2 separate regions of the Homo sapiens genome follow, and region 2 is linked to region 1. Evidence: read pairs that join two places in POLR2A ChIA-PET (ENCODE). Cell type or tissue: endothelial cell of umbilical vein. All regions are shown on one strand. Links, peaks and the distances in the headings refer to the core of each region. The heading gives the core; the rest is flanking DNA.

Region 1 (5,391 bases), core at 99-5,098:
GAAGCAAGCCATAAAACTTTCATTCCAGAGTTCTCCTCCCATTTCTCCCTGAGTAAAGGAACATCCTTAACTCTAAAGATACAGAGAAGAATCTGAACAAACAGGCCTTGCTAAATTCCCCCCAACTTAGTAACATTAGATTATACCCCCTTTGTCCACACTCATACTTCTCCACAACTACCCACTTCTTCATGAAACTTAGCCTAAAAATACATAGGTTTCCTTGCTTCTTTATGTCCCCATGTCACATAAAACTTATATTAAATGTGTATGTTTTTCTCTTGTTAATCTATCTTTTGTTATAGGGATCTTAGCCATGAACCTAGCCATGGGTGAGTAAAGAAAGCTGTCCTTCCCTACAATATGTCCTCGCTGTTCATAAGCTTATTAGCTTTTTGAAATCCTTCCTCTGTGTCATGAGTTGAATTTTGTTCCCCCAAAAAAGATATGTTGAAGTCCTAATCCCCAGTACTTCAGAATGTGACCTTATTTTGAAATAGGGTCTTTAGAGAGGTCACCAAGTTACAATGAAGTCATTAAGGTGGGCTCTTAATTCAATAAGACTGGTATTCTCATAAAAAGGGGAAATTTGCATACAGAGACAGACATGTACAGAGGGAAGATGATGTGAAGACACCCAGGAAGAATGAATCATGCCATGTTGGAGTGATGCTGCCACAAGCCCAGGAACGTCTGGGGCTACCAGAAACTGGAACAGGCAAGGAAGTGTCCTTCCTCTACAGGTGTCAGAGGGAGCATGGCCCCACTGATGGTGATTTCTGACAGCTGGCCTCCTGAACTATGAGACAATGAAGTTCTTTTGTTCCAAGCTACCCACTTTGTGGCACTTTGTTACAGCAGCCCTGGGAAGCTAATACACTGGGAACTGCATGTCCATAGCATCTGCCTGGTTTTCAGTGAGGCTCCTTCCTTTTCCTATGAATATTCAAAAGTTCCTTGTCTGCTCCAGATTCACTTTCACTTTTTATTCCTTTCTCCCTCCTTTCCATCATCCCACCTGCTTCCCTGAGCTACTTTGAGAGTAGAATTTCATGTAGAAGGGAAGACTCACTTAGCTAGAGGTGAGACAGAGGTAGGGAGCTGGGATATATTTAGGCATAGGAGGTTTATGATGCCTCCAAACAGAAGTAGGGAAGCAGTCCCGGGTTGTGGGATCAACCTAGAGACAAGGAGAATTCTCTGTGCTTCCCTAATCACCTTGAGCTCCTTATCCCAAAGCCTCTAGGTCCGCCTGTGGCTGAGATCAGCCAGTAAGTATCAGCTGGCTCCCCACGGCATCTTTGGACTAGGTTTACAGGTGCTACCTTCAACCAAGCCAGTGGTTTTCCTCCTGCCCACACGTGGGGTCTAGTAAGTACCAAAACCAACTCAGGAAATCATGCAGCAGGCTGCTTTAGGTCTTTTGAGACTCTGTCTTCTGATTTGGTTTCGTTGAGCCCATCCCAATATTCAAGGAGGAAGGCCATGGAGTATTCCAAAGGTCTTTGCCTTAAAAAAGGTCCTTTTGTTGCCACAACAAGATGACATTGTAAGGAAAGGCTGAGACCCGCTGGAGGAAGACGTGTGGGCAGGGCCAGGGCTGCAGATGCAGCCAGTGAAGAGCCTATTTCTGCCCAGGATGTGGTTTCTAAAATGAGCCAGTTTCATCCATCATTAATTTTTACTTCCCTAAGTTATGCCATCTCACTGCTCTTGCATGGTAACTTTCTTGAGAGGCCACTTATACTTCTCCAGAGGCCCCAAACATGCAGCACCTGGATTTTTCCACAATGTTTGCAAACACTCACCAGACGAGACAAGTCCTCCCCTAAAAGCAAGAAGCTCAATGCCAACTTCATGCAAAAAAAAGAAAAAAAGAAAACCAACAAGAACACTCCATCAATATACTCTTTGCACACCAAGAGATTAAGATAAATTTTCTAAGCTCTCTCTCTTGAAAAAGATCAACTGCTGTGATAGAATATTCAGAGAGCTATTGCCAAATTGAAGAGCTCAATCTAGTGTAAATGGTTTGGTAAACAAACTGCCCTTTAAAAGATGTCATCCAACAATTTAACAATTGTTAAATTGCACACCAATATGGATACAAAGGGAATGATCAGGTAAATTATGGTACATCTATTCAATAAGTATTATGTACCTATTAAGAAGAATGAAATACCACTAGAAATCTGGGTCTTAAAAATGCTGTGATACATTGTTAAATGAAAAAACCAAATTGCAGAATAATATATACATATGGACTCATTCCATTAATACAAAACAACTTTATGAAGACAGACAAATAGATAAACAGGTGATAAAGCGATCATACATGAGTAGTAAGATGGAATTATGCATACCAACATATTAAGCAATGGGATTATCTGTTTTCTCATCTTATTTTGTAGTATAGAACTTTTCTAAAAACAACCTGTTTTAGGCTCCTCAGATCATCACATAACCTCACAGATAACGGCACAAACTCTTAAAGGTCATGGTCTAGGCCAGTAGTCTCTACACTTCCCACATCTAGCTCAGTGGCTGGCACCACAGGGAGGTTCAATAAATGCTGTTGGAGAGGATGGGACTCCACACTTCTCCACTCCTAGTGCAGAGGATAATGTGACTTTATCATGATTCAAGTTCGGCTTGAGTTATACTCTCGGAGCTAAGCTAGAGAATAGTTTAGAGACAGCAAAAGTGTAAAAGGGTGAAAACTCCCACAGACTTGGCTCACAAGAATGCAGGCCTGTCTACATGCCTGCCCTACAGGTCTGACATCCCAATTGTGTGCCTTATTCTTCGGTCTTATGTCATATTTTCAAAAGATAACATTTAATCAATGTCTTACTATATGCTATTATTACAAAGTCTTTGTGTATATCAACTTTGAATCTTCATTATAGCCCTATAAGCTACGTATAAAGTAGAAGCCTCATTCCACAATTATGGAAGTACTTGTGTGCTTAAGTAACCTCTCCAAGATCACACAACAAGTAGGACCTCTTAGACAGTGTTCCTCAAACTGTATGTGCAATCAAGTCACTTAGGCATCTTGTTTTATTAAAATCCCAATTCTAGCTCAGGAAGTCTGGGGCTGGGCTTAAGGTTCTGCATTTCTTTATTTTCTTTACATTTTTTCTCTTTTCCACATAACTGTTGTTCAGAAGGAAAATTCTGCATTTCTAACAAGCTCCCAGGGGATGCCAATGCTGCTGGTCCCACAGAGCACACTTGAGTCACAAAACTCTAGGACTCAGCCCACCTTAGTTATATCTTCAGAACCAAGATGCAAGACCAGCTCTGCCAATAACCCCCTGCCTGCCTATGTACTCCAAGAACATAGATTAACCTCTTTGTTTACAAGGAAAGATTAGGAGATGATAGTCTCTCTGGATATTGTCCATCTCTATTGTTTAATAACTATTGCAAAATTATAATAGAAAAAATGCCAGCACTGCTATGCTGGGCCACACTGAGTGCCCAGACCCTAAGTCACATGCATCCAATAAATACTCATTGGCGTTCTAAACTAGGCAGTGGGAGTTATAAGAGTTAAGAAGACAATCCTTGTCCGCATGGAGATTACAGTATTCTGTGGAATAAAGGATGTAGCCCTACAGTGTCATGCTCTCTATTGCAGAGAAAGAACAGGGTACACAATAGAGATGGCCTCCCATGGAAAGTTACATGTGGGCTGAGATGAGATGAGCTAGCCCAGTGAAGGTGGAGGGGGAAGACAGGCAGGCAGAAGAAACAGCAGGAGGGAAGTCCCAGAAGTGAGTGGGGTATTAAAGGTTATTGGAAGAAGTTAATTGTGGTTGGCCCTCAGATTGAAGGTGAAGGAGTGGGGAAAATAGTTATGAGGCTACAGCAGGACATAGCTCACAATGTATCTCAAAGACCCAGCTTCTTAACAAGACCAGTAGTCTACAGATGATGCAAAACCTTTGAGGAGCTTTAAGAAGGAAACAGATAGGAGAGGATTTACATTTTTAGAGAGTTAAAGGGTATAGAATAAAATGTGGGGAGGGTTGGGAGGCCCAAGGTTGAACACAGGGCACCAATTAGAAGTCTGTTGCCATGATCTATGTTTAAAAAAAAATCACAGTGAACTTAACTTGGATTGCAGCAGTGGAGTTGCAGAGAAAGAGAAAAATTAGAGAGACATTAGAAGAAAGAGAACTAAGTGAACAAATGAAGGATGAGAAGCTATGAGTGAGAAAAAGGCAGTGCTAAAAGATAATTTTCCAAAAAAAGGTAAAATTATGACTCATAAGGATATAAAATGAACACATGTTAAAGATTTTCTTTTACTCATAAAGAAGGTGCCAGGCAGATGTTATAACTGGATCAAGGGAGAAATTGAAAAACAGACACATTTATAGATCAGGAATATTGAAATGAATGTGCAGATGGAGGTAAAACTGGTTTCTTCCACAGTGGGGGAGAACTCAGTTGAATCTCTACAAGATAGGACAGAATTTGCACAGCTATAGCTAAAAATGATTTTGCATCCCATCAATTATGTATGGTTTACAGAGTTGTACAATAGCTCCCATAGAGTCACATAACTCAGAGGGCTGTCTTTAGACAATGCATAGTTTTCCCCTGAAGCCCACATTTTTCCTTGCAGCAGGTTAACTCCAAGATGCCTGACTTGGACACCAATGTGGATGTTGTGACATTCACTCTACAGGGAATGTAGGGAGAGAGCGCTGAGGAGCTGAGGGAGAAACAAGGATGATTAATCGACTTGGTCATATTTCGGTAGTGAACACTTCCACCTGATAGGGGGTTGGTTCTGTTATGATTTCAAGGATACAGTGGATCAGACTCAATGGCTTCAATTTTGGAGAGGCATTGCTTTAAAAGCCTCTCCCTACCGTCAGACACATTTGATATTTATTGAGCACCATTTCTACCGAGGGTTCTGGACATGGCACTATGGTACATTCCCAACAGATCTTGCCTGAAAGAAACTTCCAGGGTGGCTGTTGCAAATTTGGAATGCATTTTTCATTAGAAAAAAAATGTCACAAATGTGATCATTTTCCCAACCTAACAAAGCTCTTTTTAAATATTCCTCAATATAGGGACAGGTTTTCAAACCAAAAGTTGGAAAACATGAAGTATAAATGAATCTTCCATTTATCAAATTATAGAAAAAGATATACAAAATTTTTTAAGTTAAGTTAGTTTTATGACTTCCATGTATCAAAAATAATTAAATTGATTGAAGCTTAAGGCTGTGGTGGACATTTCAAATCATATAGCTGCTTAGATGGAGAATGCCATTTTAATAGTATATATTGATTTTTTTTTTTTACTAAGTAAAGCTATATGATGTATTAGTAACTACATATAATTAGAAAATAGGAATACAAG
Region 2 (5,391 bases), core at 326-5,325, 420 kb after region 1:
TTCTCCCTGAATACTGCAAACTGAGACACTGAATTATGAATGACTTATCTTTTCTTAATGCTTTCAGTATTTTCTTTAGTATATTTGTAATATATTGCTATTTATGTGATGTTTACAAATTATGCTAGGTTTAGCCACAGAACTCTAAGGCTGACTCATAATTACCAGAGAAATCTTCAACTCTATTCTGTTTCTGAGGCCTCAGAAGACACTCCAAAATTGGTACCAGCTCCTGAGATTAAAATCCTCAATCCAGGCCAGGTGTAGTGGCTCATGCTTCTAACCCCATGACTTTGGGAGGCCAAGGCAGGAGGATCTCTTGAGCTTAGGAATTTGAGACCAGCCTGGGCAGCAGAGTGAGACCCTGTCTCTAAAAAATAAAAATTAAAATAATTACCCGGGTGTCACGGCACACAGCTGTGGTCCTCACTACTCAGGAAACTGAGTTGGGAAGATCACTTCAGCCTACAAGGTGGAAGCTGCAGTGGTGATCACCTCACTGTACCCTGAGACCCTGTCTCAAAAAAAAAAAAAAAAAAAAAAAAAAACACTGGATATAATCATCCCAACTTCTTCAGGGACCAAAGTTTGTAGTCAGAGATGAGATGAGTGAAGGAGTACAAACTCTTCAGCATAGAGCCTGGAGGTCAAATCCAGAAAAGCTCAATCTGACCTTGGTTCCAGGGGGGAAACCAGGCAAGGAGGTGGGGAGCTAGGTAGATTAAAAGCAACAAGGACCATAAAAGATTAATCTTTTATAAGCATTATAGAAAGGATAAACAGAATGTGGTATATCCAAACAATGGAACATTATTCAGCAATGAATAAAGTACTTTTACATGCTGCAATATAGATGAATGCCAAAAAAAAGTTACACTAACTGGAAGAAGTTAGATGAAAAAAACTACATATTGTATTTTTCTGTTTATATGAAATGTCCACAATAGGCAAATCTGTAGAGACAGAAAGCAGATTTGTTGTTGCCTGGGCTTGGGATGGTAATGGGAACAGATTGTGAACAGGTAGAGGGTATTTTCTGTGTGATGGAAATGTTCAAAAAATAGATTGTGATGGTTGCACAACTCCATACATTTGCCAAAAATCATCAAAATGACTTAAAACATTTATTAAATCATTAAAAAATGAAAATAGATAAATTTTATGGTATGAATTATACTCAATAAAGCTGTTAAGAATAAAAACAAAGAAAGAAAAGATTACATGCTAGCAGATTTTTCTTGCTGAATTTTGCCATCACTTACAGGTTAAAATATTAAATCTGATTTGATGTCTAAACAAAAACGGTTTGTAAAACCAGTAGGTGACCCATCCTCAAATTTAATCTAAAGTCTGTCTATAAAAGGCATTCCACAGATCACTCATTTCCTTACAGTGGCCTGAAATTACTGACTCTTGGCTCATGTAAGCTAACATAATTGGCAGGAAACAGTTGTGAAGCTCATCATCTTCATGCAATTGAGCCATAAGGCATCCAGCTTGTGTTATCTTGCATCAATCAAGTCTTGGTGTCATCTCGCCATAGCAGAGTTAAAGGAACATCAAATTTCAACTTGAAATGAGTTCAGCTGTTCGCACTCCCCTCCCATGACTATTGTGCCATCATTTAAATCAGCAGTTCTCAAGGTGTGCATGTGTGATGGTCGAGGGGAAGAGCGTATGTGTGGAGGCACATGGAATTGCCAGGCAGGCCTTTTCAACCTGCACAATGGTGACAAAATGTTGATCATATTTCTCCTCTATAAGGGTGATGGGCGATAGAAGCAGGTCATACCTGTTCAATGTACTGGGGCAGAAAAAGTCTGAGAATCATTGGTTTTAATAAAGTTTGGTATTCACTGTAACAGTACAGATGTTTTATGACACTTATTAATTACATTTAGGATATACAAACACTATTGAATAGAATCATGAGTTCTCTCTTTTTTTTGAGTTCTCATTATATCAAAAGAGAAATGATAAACACGTTAGTTGTCATTTGTATTTCAATAAGGTATAACAATCGTGCATGTGAGAAACAATTAAAGTCCAAATGAAGACTGCCATCAAATCAAACTCAGCTCAATCAAACTGATGATCCTGACTCTATTCACCTCACTACAAATGCATTGAGGACGCAAATCTGAATATACGTTTTTATAGTTATGAAAATTACCTCAAAGGAATTTTTTTCTCTAGTTTTAAAAATGTACTTTCAGTATGCCGTATAAAAGGCAATACTCTATAAAGTTTATGACCTGCTATAAATGAAGATAAAGTGTAAAGATCAAAAGAAGAAAATACTAAATTAGCTCTGTCAGCTGAACAGTTTTATGGCCTGGGCAGGATATTTTTCACATGGCTGTTAAAAAGCATACCCGATGCCACAGGTTCTCAAGAGAAACACTGAACTCACACCAGTAGTTTCAGCTGAATACACTGACTGTAGTGTATGCTTCCTGAGTCTCAATTTCAGTTTGGTAAAATCTGCTCTGAAGATGCATTTGAAACACAGAGTACTATGCCTATAAACAGATATACTATCTAATGCCCTAATAATACAATCTTTATTATTTAAGAAACTATACTTATTAACCTGCAACTATTAATAACAGGTGACAAATCTCTCAAAAGTGTTCTGAAAATCCATGGCAATCACCACAACACTATAAACATTACAGATACATGCCAGACTACATTCACGGGGCAGTCAGCTCCCACTCCTCTCTCAAATTCTGGGACAGATTCCCGCCATTTCAGGAATAAATGCAAAAAAAAAAAGCAATAAAGGAGCTTGCAGTGAGCCGAGATTGTGCCACTGCAGTCCGCATTCCGGCCTGGGCGACAGAGCGAGACTCCGTCTCAAAAAAAAAAAAAAAAAAAAAAAAAAATGCAATAAAATAGTGAGGACAAAAGGGCAACATTCCATTCCCGTGAATAAAAAGCATGGAATGGCTGAAATCGCTAATTATACTATTAACACAAAGGAGTTTAGGAATAAAATTCGTCATGAAGGGGAACCAGTGCAGGAGCACAATTCCAATAACCCCGGCACCTGTGAAGGGAGCTCTGCCGGTCAGTTTATAATATCAGCGACATGACAAGAAACACCACAGCTTTTCAAATGTACCTTCACACAAGAATAATTGGAAACTCAAAACTTAAATGCAACATTCTCACAAACAGAAAGCAGAAAAAGTACAATAATGAAGTTTTGACATGTGAACCCTATCGTATGGTGCTTTAGTTTTGAATCTTGACGTACATTTCCCCCTACTTCCCCACCATTATCCAAGCCTTTTCCTCGCAATAAACTAGATGTTTATGAAGATGCATGAACCACTCCTGCCCATTAGACCAGCACCACATGGTTCACAGAGGCACTATATGACATCACCGCTATAGAGGATACAAAGGAAAGACCTTAGAATTCTAACTTAGCAATAAGAAAAACATCACATTGCAGCATCAATCAGGGGCAATTCCATTTAGAAAGCCTAACTTCACCAACTCAGATTTCATTTTGGCCTCTCCATCCTGACCCTGCTCCCCCCACCTGCAATCAACTTCCTCTCTTAAAGTGGGCACCTTTTAGATGACATAATAAGAGACAAAGAAGACAGAGCAAGGAGATATTTCATCAGGAATGACTAAGAGAATATGTGGGAAATTTATGTAGATTTGTTCAGTGCCATCAGCCTGATGAAGACAGATCTAAGGTTTCTTATACCTGCCTTTGAGAAGTTTCTCAGAGCAAGCATCCCGTTTAACCTATGGGGGTTAGATCCCCAATGATGAAATACTGAGAATGAGATAAACTAAGGTTTAACATAACTTATTAACTGGCTGTGCCTTTGTCTTCTTCTTATCCACTTTGGATTTTTAATGTTGTATAGATGGGGGTGTAATGATTATAGCAGGCCACCAGGCATAAATCAGGAAGTCTCCGGGAAATCAGGGCATAGGATCACTGTATATTCAGGGCAGCTCCCATTATAAAAAATATTATCACGAAATATTCCTATAGCATATTTTACCCTGAATTGCATTAATAATATAATATTTTAATATGTATACATAAATCATTGAAACATAAAGTTAACACCCTTTTCTCATGGCTAGTACCGGGTGGTGGTGGTTATAAATGCATTCTCTGCCTATAAGTGCTGATATGTCATTCTGTTTCCCTTGGTTTGAATGATGCTCATTATTTGTTTTATGCTTTTGTATTCTGCTTTTTTTTTTTTTTTTTTTTTTTTTTTTTTGCTGTTGTCGTTGCTGTTTTGTGCTGTTTATTCCATGAGGGCTGTGTAAAGGAATGTTAAGGATAAGGCTGGAGGTACCACACAAATATCAAGAGGAACATCATGATAGACGTTAAATGCAAGCTTGCACTAGCTCTTTTAAAATGTACTGAGCATCAACACTCATGAGAGGAAGGGAAAACAAAAATAACAAAAATGTGTCAAGCAAACACAGGTAATAAATGTAAAATAAAATGGACCATATCAAAATAAAAAACTTAAGCCTCCCAAAGGCTATTTTCTAGAAATTTCTTTATCCAAAATCTATGGTTTTATAGATTTTATCCAAAATCTATGGTTTTATAGATTTTAGCCAAAATCTATGGTTTTATAGATTTTAGCCAAAATCTATGGTTTTATAGATTTTAGCCAAAATCTATGGTTTTATAGATTTTAGCCAAAATCTATGGTTTTATAGATTTTAGCCAAAATCTATGGTTTTATAGATTTTAGCCAAAATCTATGGTTTTATAGATTTTAGCCAAAATCTATGGTTTTATAGATTTTATCCAAAATCTATGGTTTTATAGATTTTAGCCAAAATCTATGGTTTCTGAAATCCAAATTATTTATCACATATCATGCACATATGCATTGGGCTTTTTACCTCTATGGCTTTACTCATGTCCATCTGTCTGTCTAAAATAGTCTTCCCAAACCTGTAAGTCCCCTAATTGAAATTACAAAAGGTGCCAAAAGGTATAATTTCAATTAGGGGACTTACAGGTCTGGGAAGACTACTTTAGACAGACATATGAAAATGTGGCACATATACACCATGGAATACTATGCAGCCATACAAAAGGATGAGTTCGTGTACTTTGCAGGGACATGGATGAAGCTGGAAACCATCATTCTGAGCAAACTATTGTGAGGACAGAAAACCAAACACCGCATGTTCTCACTCATAGGTGGGAATTGAACAATGAGAACACTTGGACACAGGGTAGGAAACATCACACACTGAGGCCTGTCATGGGGTGGGGGGAGGGGGAAGGGATAGCATTAGGAGATATACCTAATGTAAATGATGAGCTAATGGGTGCAGCACACCAACATGGCACATGTATACATATGTAACAAATCTGCA

Evidence for each region. ChIA-PET counts read pairs that join two places held together with the same protein. Peaks named below come from ENCODE experiments on the same cell type or tissue, not always from the same donor. Only the 100,000 strongest peaks of a DNase experiment are listed, where the experiment ranks them.
Region 2: POLR2A ChIA-PET joins it to region 1 with 7 read pairs; 2 of 35 experiments call an interaction of 5 or more read pairs at or near these places.

The regions. Positions count from the first base shown.
Region 1 is chr18:61,642,777-61,648,167 of GRCh38, forward strand. No RefSeq gene overlaps it. Among named protein-coding and RNA genes, the nearest start is that of LINC01544, 100 kb to the right of the region's middle. In endothelial cell of umbilical vein, for the core only: no CTCF peak of the experiment used is centred there; no DNase peak of the experiment used is centred there.
Region 2 is chr18:62,058,651-62,064,041 of GRCh38, forward strand. The region is part of intron 30 of PIGN (phosphatidylinositol glycan anchor biosynthesis class N); the gene reads right to left. Among named protein-coding and RNA genes, the nearest start is that of PIGN, 130 kb to the right of the region's middle. In endothelial cell of umbilical vein, for the core only: no CTCF peak of the experiment used is centred there; no DNase peak of the experiment used is centred there; H3K27ac peaks cover 925 bases.